2 separate regions of the Homo sapiens genome follow, and region 2 is linked to region 1. Evidence: chromatin contacts called from ENCODE Hi-C or POLR2A ChIA-PET data. All regions are on one chromosome and are shown on one strand. The core of a region is the stretch at or near the end of the contact, and the rest is flanking DNA. Distances in the headings are between cores, read along the strand shown. Region 1 overlaps CDH13 (cadherin 13). Region 2 overlaps CDH13 (cadherin 13).

The links. Hi-C counts contacts between places; a loop is a spot of excess contacts on that map. ChIA-PET counts read pairs that join two places held with the same protein, here RNA polymerase II (POLR2A). Pooled maps may share reads with other maps.
Region 2: a loop to region 1 is called in a map with no recorded cell type, with 6 times the contacts of the local background. The contact joins two enhancer-like sites. A Hi-C loop is called at or near these places in 3 of 37 single-sample maps with no recorded cell type and 5 of 50 pooled maps. POLR2A ChIA-PET finds 5 or more read pairs at or near these places in 1 of 52 experiments (GM10248).

Annotation. Positions count from the first base shown.
Region 1 is chr16:82,650,019-82,654,825 of GRCh38, reverse strand. The region is part of intron 1 of CDH13 (cadherin 13); the gene reads right to left. Among named protein-coding and RNA genes, the nearest start is that of CDH13, 25 kb to the right of the region's middle. RefSeq lists enhancers at 306-355, 596-645, 696-905, 727-1,226, 147-1,346. Within about 2 kb of position 2,470, at least 8 of the 41 ENCODE cell types and tissues checked have a DNase peak (open chromatin) inside an H3K27ac peak, as active enhancers do.
Region 2 is chr16:82,781,537-82,786,169 of GRCh38, reverse strand. All of the region lies in intron 1 of CDH13 (cadherin 13), which reads right to left. The region is part of intron 1 of LOC101928446 (a long non-coding RNA gene); the gene reads right to left. Among named protein-coding and RNA genes, the nearest start is that of MIR8058, 95 kb to the right of the region's middle. Within about 2 kb of position 3,094, at least 8 of the 41 ENCODE cell types and tissues checked have a DNase peak (open chromatin) inside an H3K27ac peak, as active enhancers do.

The sequences.
Region 1 (4,807 bases), core at 1,221-3,720:
GTTAGCTGCTTCACGTGGTTAATACTATAACCTGAGAAGCTGCCCTCATCCTTTCTGTACCCACCTCTTCTGAATATGAAAAAAAAAAAAATCCTTATTTAAATCCATGGTTCCTTTGATGGTACAGCATTTGTATCTTTGCCCACGGCCCCATCCCCTAAGGATGTCTGCCCCCAAATAAAAGTTGTCAAACATTTTAAATGGTATTAAATTGTCCAGAAAATGGGAATGCCCAAAGCAGAGAGTCAGTCAATCAGGATTATTTGAGAGCTTCAAAAAGACAGAAGGAAGCCATTATTAGGTTTAAGAATATTGCATTCCACCTCCCACACAGCCTTTATCTAAATCTTCATTTAATTGGCAGCCTTCAGCACTGTCAGAATTGCATTCTGAGAACCAAGAGAAGTTTTCAAACATTCACACAATGTTATATGCTTGGCTCAAAACAACTCAAGGGGAAAGAACCATCTCTTCTGCAAGAGATTTGGGGATGCCCTAAAGCTGATGCTATGAGAGTTGGGAAACCGACCTTGAATAAGAAACCAAGACCACCATGTAAGTGTCAGCCAAAGACACTGTCCAGAGGTTTCAGGCAGAGAGACTCGGACCTGCTGTCTCCCCAGAATCTCTAGGTGACTCTCTAAGGGCAAGAATTCATCCTTTCTCTATCTCTCAGGACCTCCCCCACTGGCTGGTGCAGTGTAGGCCGGAAATAGATGTTTTTGCAATGACTAATGAGAATTTTTGCGGCTTTATGTCATAAGGGGAATCCTCTCTCAGGCCCATGTGTCTCTGCCTGAGTGATTCCAACCAGAAGCTGGGCTGGAAGAAACCTGATTTCTCCCTGTCCCTCCCTGTAACCCCGTACAGTTAATTAGCAAGTCTTATCTGTTGTGCTATATCTCATGATCTCTGTGGTATCTGTCCCCTTCTCTTCTCTCTCAGGGCCTTGAATGTGGTCTTCAGTCTTCTTCTCCGGAACTACTGCAAAAGGCATCTGTCTCCCATCCTGCGCCCCGGTGCAGGCACAAGCATGCTGATCATTGGAAAACCCAGATTTAAGAGCGTCTGTCACTGCTGCTGAAAAATCCCCCCTAGTTCCTGCGCCTCCAGGGTGAAATCCAAGTTTCTCAACATGACATGCACATCGTGTTTCTTAACCAATCCACCCCCTCCCTGGCTGCTCCCTCCTACCCCTGCAGCCCTGCACCTTGGCCTCCAGCCCCACAAGCAACTCTCAGCTTCCCCCAAGCATGAACTGCCAGCTCCCTCCACTCCATGTCTTTTCTTCTGCTGCTGGCTTTGTGCAGGTACATCCAGTCCCATTTTACTCAGTGCCTAATTTCTGTTGCTCCTTCAGGGCCCAAGTCAAATATATTCCCCAGAAGGCCTTCCTGGGTCCCTCTCTCTGTTCTCCTCCAAAGTTGGGCTGGTCTCTCCTCTGTATTTCCAACACACCTGAGGCTGAGCATACTTTTATTTATTTTTTTGTGTAAAATACACTAAGGCACTACAAAAAGGTGCAAAAGCCCAAGTATTCAGCTCAATGTTTTCCATGAGTTGCCACGTAACTGGCACTAAAATCAAGGAGAAACATTATCAGGTCCTCAGAAACCATCCACCCACCCCCTACCACCACCATGTCTTCTTCACAGACACTTGGAAAAACCGTTCAATAAGTATCTATCAAAGGTAAATTAACAAAATGGGTTTCCAAAGTGGTTGTACTCCCAAGCTCATTCACACTGAATGGACAATGTTGACTGCCTTGTCTGTTTACCCTTCTGAATTACAACATCCTGGGGTCACGGACTACCTTTTGGTCGCCTGTTTACCCCCAACTTCTACAAAGAGCCAGCACATGAATGAACGAATCAATGAATGAATGAGCTAATGAAGGAGTGGGATGAAGAACATACACTGTCAGTTTGAGCAACAGTTTTGATTTTCTTCTGGTCTTTGTTAAATGTGCCTCTCTCATTGGAACCCACAGTTACAGAAAGATTCTGGGATTCCCATCAGAACTCACAAAAGACCATAGGTCCACTAGAGATTGTCAGAGGAAAAATAAAAAGGCTTTAAAGGTCATTGGTTTTAACCAGAAAAAAAAAAAAAAAAACAATTCTAGGTAATGCAGGCCAGTTAAGTTGGTTTGACAGCCAACCTCAGCAGCAGCAGCAGCAGCAGCAGCAGCAGCTTCCAATATCTTTCTAGATTGGTTCATTTTCCAAGATCTGTAATTTTTAAATGAGGAGTAGGATCAAAGGTCAATCTCACTTCCTGGAGCAGAAGCTTAAGTATGGGCTGTAATCATATCACTGAGCAAACTTCAAAAGCTGCTGGTGCAGTGACAGCAACCACCTGTCTATCTTCAAACCAGATGAATGGCTTTTCTGATGCAATCAATCAGGATAGAAGATATATAACGAGAGGTCGTTCCTTATTTAACCAAGCTCTTCTCATCTTGTCATGAACAAAAACCACAGGCACAATCCTGGCCCAGGTGAGAAACAGAACCTTCTGAGAACTGCCAAGGACCAGCTATTTTCCTGTAATCTTTCAGAGCCCAGGGGTTCCACCATGACAGGCTAGGATGACAAACCAATAATGATTTTCTGAAGCACAAGACTCTCCAGGGAAATGGAGATCCAACTCTACAATCTGATGACCTCTTTTCAGAACCTAAATCTTGCCTCGGATGCTAGTGACGTTCACATGTTCCAATAACTTTGCTTTCATAGCTGTGGTAGGCAGAGAAAGGCAGCAACAATAGGTTGGCCGAGCAAGTTGTTTCTTTCAAAATGAGAAGTGAAACTAGTAGGCTTAAAGAAGACGAAAAGCTCCAACTTGTTCTGATTGGATGGCGCTGGCCCTTCCTGAATTCTCAGTCATGTCTTATCTTCCCTCCTGCTTTTCCCTGGACTGACCTAGCAGCCTATCCAACTGTTAATGTCAATAGCCCGTCCTAAATCCCAAGGTCCAAGACCACAATCACCTTCTTGCTGTCCCACTGGAAAAATCACTTGTCATTGTTTCTCCTATTGAAGGCACTGCTGTAAGAAATGCTTATAGCAGGGAAAACCTGGAGGGTAGAATGGGAAGGTATAAGCCCCAGCTGTACTTCCTACAACTGCCTGAGTGGCTTTGTTCCAATGGCGTACCTACCCTCTCTAAGCCTCAGTCTCCTCACTGTAAAGTGGAAAAACACCACCTCCCTAATAGGGTTATTACAAGTGTTGAGACAATGCACAGTAAATGCTTTTCTCAGGACCTGGCCAGAGGAATTTAAGAAGATACGCCACCCATATACTCTCCCAATAAAATCAAAGTAATATGGAGTCAGAAGACCTGGATTCAAACCGTGGTTCTGCCAATTGTTTGCTGAAGAAGACAAGTCCCTGAGATTCACTTTTCTTAACTGCAAAATGTCTTTCCCAGGCTTCTGATGGTTGGGTGAAGATCAATGAAGATGGTATATGTGTGTGTGCCCTATAGGCTGTAGACTCCTCAGCTATAAAATGAAGTTAATCATATTCAGAAGCTTTAATTAGACATCACATGTGAAAGTACTTAGCTGGGTGCCTGATATGTAGACAGTGCTCAATAAAAGTTATTTCTTATTTGTTAAAATGTCATTAAATTAATAATTATTGGAGCACAGATAATGATGGTTGTTCATAGTCTTGCCACCCACTAAAATTAGATAAATTTCTATCCCAGGAGGGACAACTTCAAACTGATAGTCTTTCTCAGGGTTCTCCTCCCAGAAAAGGAAGCAGTCTAAAGAGGGTACCGTTTTCTCCCCCAAAAACCACATGACAGGTAAAGATTAGCTGCCAGATAAGATTAACACAGAAAGAGAAAACCCATTCTAGCCCAGCAAATTTCAAACCCCAACTTCACCTGTCTCTCCTGTTTATTGTTTTAACTTTCCAATTTAAACTGTTTACTGCCCTGCCCCACTGGGCTTACAACCAAACTTAGAGGATACCTATGCTGCCAGGTTCACCGGATTGATTTCTACACTATGCAAAATCAATCCTGGATGTGCAACTTCTCCAGTGGCTCAGCCTCAGAGAGAATGCTTCTTTGGCAGGTTTCATGATCACCAAGGGCAGGAGGGAGCAGGCTGAGCACAGATACAGTTTTCTGGAAACCAAGGCTAGAGAGGTAGGGGGATGTGGGAGGAGAGCCAACCAAAGAAAGGTATTAACTGAATCTCCTCATCCCAACAGCGGGACATTTTGGGGCCCAGCAAACCCTGAGCCCAAATAGAATAGGGTAGGGGTTGCACTCAGAAAGCCTAAGTGGTTGGGTTAATGAGGCTTTTAGGACTTCTCATGCCAAGTCTGTGGTGTGCAGGCTTCTCCAAGCATCAATGATATGAGCATAAGACTTTCTGGAATAGAGAAAGGGCACTGAGTTGATGGAGCTTTCTGGGATCTGATGGATCTCATCTGCCTTCTCCAGGTCCTCCAAGTCCTCACTACCTTGCTCCTCAGCCACTCTCCAGTGCTTCCTAAACTCCTTCTAACTCTGCTTTATTGAACAGCCTCTGTTTATTAACTCTTTTTTCAAAAAGGAGAAAAAAATGCAACCTCACGTACCTCATTTATTACAATTGCTGAAGGTTAGTTTCCACTAACAAAGCCATGCATCCTATTTTACACAAAATCTATTTCTCCCTGGAAGACAGGAGAGGTAACTACTTGCAGGTAGAGCAATGTTGAGGCTCCAAGTGTACTTTCTCAGAGAACATTCTTTAAGTGACTGAGCCTCAGTTTCTTAATCTATAGCTTTGGGTTGT
Region 2 (4,633 bases), core at 1,845-4,344, 130 kb before region 1:
CCGTTTTCCATTACCTACTCCACCCTGACTCATTCTGATCACCTGCTCCACCCTAACTCATTCTGATCACTTGCTCACCCTAACTCATTCAGATTACTTGCTACCTGCTCTGCCTTGACTCCTGCCAAAGCACTCACTCCATCATTCTCTTTAAATTTGCCAGTCGGAATTAGTTTAGCCTGTGTGGTCTAACCCTAGCCAACAGGGGAACCACACAGTAGCAGGGGCCACGTGCATCAGGGATAAGAACCCCTTCCCCTCTCTTGTCCAAATGTGGGCTCACCATAGTTCCATCTGTAAGGGTGCACCCTTCTATATAGAAGTAACTTGCCTTGCTGAGAATTAAAAATAAAATTTTATATTCGACTGCTATTTCTTTTGCGGTACCGCGACTTTATATATAACAATAACCTTCTCCCTCCAGCCCCTTCCATGCAGTTACTGGAATACACTTTGATTCCTAAGTTTTCTAAAAGAAAGGAAAGAAATTGTCCTCAATTAGGAATCCATGGGTGGTTTTACTGATTATCAAATCTCTAGAATGGAATACAAGATTGTAGACAGACAAATCTTGAGCCAGATGGTATATGTTATTAAAATCAAGTGCATGATTAATTAGTCATTTACTTGGAGTGATTTATCTTGTACCTCTCTCCACCGGCATTAGAACTGCCTGCTGCGGACATCAGGTGTGCTGCTCTATTATGCATACTAATCAAAGTCCGCAGAAGTGCACATTGAGGGTGAATTTGAGCTCCACTGAACATCCATTTTAAAGAGCTGCATTTTATTAAATAGGCCTGAAGTCAAGAAGGCCATAAAACTGCAGAGGAAAAGGATAAACCAGTTATGGCTTAGTTGTCTCTCTTTCAAATGAGCCAAGTGCCAAGCCTGCATACCTGGGACTGGTGGGCAGCCTTTCCAACCCATGTTAGACATTTAGACATAAGAGAGTCTCATGTCTTCCCCTTCCTATTTCAACAATCTATCTTATGTCTCTCCGTTTCAACTGCCAGCCCCGAACGCAAGCCCCCGTCTCTCCCCTGAAAGACTGCAGTACCCTCCCTCCTTCAGACTTCATCAGGCAGAGCAGATTTTTGACAAGCACAGCTGATCATGCTACATTCTTTCTTACACCCATGAGCGGGCCCCCACTACTGCTAAGGAGTAGCCCTAACTGTCTGAGTCCAGGAAGATGACTTCCATCTCAGCCCGGAGCAGCTCTTCTGTCTCATTTCAAGGCGCTCTCTGGCCTCTTCAATGTGCATCAGCCTCGCTGCCCTTTGGAGGAAGGGTCTAAAATGTTTGAAATTATTTTCTGCCTAAGGACTTTTCAGCTGCTGGTCCCACTTCCTAAAATGCCACCCTGCTGTGCATCTGCCTGGTTAAGTCTGTTTTGCTTTCTTTTTGCCAGTTTGAATGTCACTGTTTCCCAGAAACCTCCTCTACTTCCCCTTCACCTCACCATAGAGAGAGTTACCAGCTCTCATGGTGCCCTGAAGTTTTCCCCTATGACCCTTATCCAAAGTGTAATTAATTAATTTTATAAAGAGGTATTAATTCTTCTTCTTCCCTCACTAGGTTCTAACCATGTGTGGGCAAGGACCGTGGGTATTCTGTGGACAGCTGTATCCTCAGCTCCTAGGACAATGTAGGGCACATAGCAGGCCCTCAATAAATGACAAGGATAAACCCTGAAAGCAGGGTGTGGGGGAGAGCATTCGCTGTCCCTTCTTCCTGTACACACACAGCTGGACCACATTTCCTCATTGCCCTTGCTGGTAGGTGTGGTCATTTGACCAAGTGATGGGGACAATGTCTGCCACTTCCAGGCACAGTCCATAAGAACCTCTCCCACATGCTGCGCCGTGATACTTCTGCATTCTGGCCGACAGGGATGTCAACGTCTAAGGTCACTTTGAAGACCAGATGTTGAAAATGGCAGGGTCACCCATCAGCCTGAGTTTCTGAGCAGCTTCATAGAAGAAACACCCACTAGAGCTGTTGGGTAAGCAGGATAAGAACATCTGTTCTGTTAAACCACCGAAATTTGGGGGTGGATTTCTTTTACTGCAACTTGGCCCATCTGAACTAATACATTTGCATTCAAAACAAGCACTGGGCAAGAGTGAAAAAGGATAATTGCCCAGCCACACACACCTCCAGGAACATGTAGAGCCTGCGGAGGTAGAAGAAAAAAACAAATTGAATTTCTAACATTAAGTATTGTGAAGACATTAGTATTTTTTTCTTTTTCTAATTATATCCGTTTCTTTCTTTCCCTCCACTAACTCCATCTCCAAATCTCCAAAAATTATGCAGAGAGCCTGATTACCAGTATTCCCTTGTCAGAAGCCTGCCGCTGCCTCTGTTCTTTCTCTGTCCTTACATACTGCCCTAGTAATTCTACATCAAATCCTAGGTGTGGAGAAGCCCTTGCCTCGGAAGGGAGGACTTCCCAAAGCAATACATATGTAGCCGAGAAGTCCTCTCACTGAAATTAGAATCTCATTGAACAAGCAACTCCATTTAGTTCCGTGAAGAACTTACTTTGGCTCCAAGACAGCTCAGGGAGGAAAAGAATCACTGCACACATTTTTCAAAGGAGTAAGAAGTTTTTCTCTACATCCTCAGGGCTGCTGTCACTAATCTCAGGACTGGGACCCCACCTCCTGGGGCTCACCTCTCTGTGTCCTTGCAGCCCAATCTCTTTAATTCAAGCTGAGTGGAAGGCAGGCTCACGCAGCTCTGCAAGCTTCTGCTGAACAGGTTAATCTAGCTGAGTTAATGATGATGCAGCCACTTCCATCATCGCAGAAAGCCTGATCAGTTGGCTGGTTGGAGCTTTGTGGCCAGGGACCCCTCCCCTCCCTGCTAGCCTTGCTTGGGCTATGGAAAACTCTGCATTTATTAGGAGCACCTGTTCACGGAGCTTTGCGGTCTTTGGCCCTGAAGGGGAGGAGCTGAGCAGGTCTGGCTATGAGTATGGATTGCCCATGCTCCTGGAAGCCTGTTTCTTTCACAGGAAATGTCCCTCGGTGCCAACCCTGCAATAACGGAATGGAACGTTTGCTCACATTGAGCCACACCTGTTGTCAACAAGCATTTGCTTCCAATCTATTTAAACTCCATGGGGGAAGGAGACGCTGTGGGTCCCAGGCATTGTTTGGCAATGCTGGGTTCACAGCACCTGGGAAAGCTCCACAAAGTCTATGTTCTTGTTTGGGAAGTAGAGTTGCCCCTAGTAACAGCTGTTGCATTTCAATAGAGACCTGGAAGCCTCTGGAAAGTCATAAAGACCTCGCCCAGGCCCCTGCGCAGAACTTAGTGCCAGGAACTTGGAGCTGAAAGGCAGCCTGCTCCTGTCAGGATTCCTGCAGCTTCACCAGCAGCGGGAGTAAGGCAGACAGAAGGCCGGATTCCAGCATGTGCTTGGTCGTGAAGCTGCTTTTGTTCTTGGCATTTTGTTTTTGGTCAAAGATGTCAAGATGCATAATTAAGTGTCTGTGCCAATTAAATTCAAGTCTGCATTTTGATCTGTCTCCTAAGGTGTATTTATCTACCTATTATGCACTTGTTCATGCATCCATTTGTTTATTATTATTTTTTTTTTTTTTTGAGATGGAGTCTGGCACTGTCGCCCAGGCTGGAGTGCAGTGGTACGATCTTGGCTCACTGCAACCTCCGCCTCCCGAGTTCAAGTGACTCTCCTGCCTCAGCCTCCCCAGTAGCTAGGATTACAGGCACTTGCCTGGCTAATGTTTGTATTTTTAGTAAAGACAGAGTTTCACCATGTTGGCCAGGCTGGTCTCCAACTCCTGACCTCGTGATCCACCCACCTCAGCCTCCCAAAGTGCTGGGATTACAGGCGTGAGCCATTGTGCCCAGCCCATTTGTTTACTCTTTTCTCCTTTCTTCCATTCAAAACCACAGGCCCACCCTGAATCCTGGTTCTTGTGATTGGCTTTCTGAGCCCCTACTTCAGCTCCTGCCTGGTGCCCTAATAATACCACCATATGTTCTGCACCCTGGTAGAGGCCCCCTCCTACATATCCATATTTCTACCAAACAACAAATGGGCACTTTAGGAGGAACTTCAAGTCTGAATATTCATCAGCTACTTAATTTCCTGCTGTTGTGTTCCTCACCCCTGGCTGGTTACTTCCTCTTTTACCACATATGACATTTAGGTTCACATGTGTGCCTCCTTCTTTGAATCCTTCAGACACAGTAAACCATTCTTTCTTTAGAGTTCCCACAGCAACACGGCACAGTTCTCTGTAGGTGCACTGAGCACACTGTTGTGTAATTTTTGGTTTACATATACTCCCGTACTAGATCCTAAGCTCTTTAAGGACAGAACTGCGACTTATATGTCTCTTTATTACCAATGCTTACAGTTTTGCCAACTGATTTTTGTTTAAGGATGAGTGGTTACGTGGATGGATACAAGGCTATATTGATGGATGAGAGGGGAGGTAAGTGGGTGGATATGTGAAAGGTTGAATAGATAGATGGACTGATAGGTAGATGAATAGCTGAATGGATGGGTAGATGGATAGATTAATAGGTGGATTGGTGAATAAGTGGGTAGGTGGGTGGATGGATGGATGATAGATAAATAGCTGGGTGG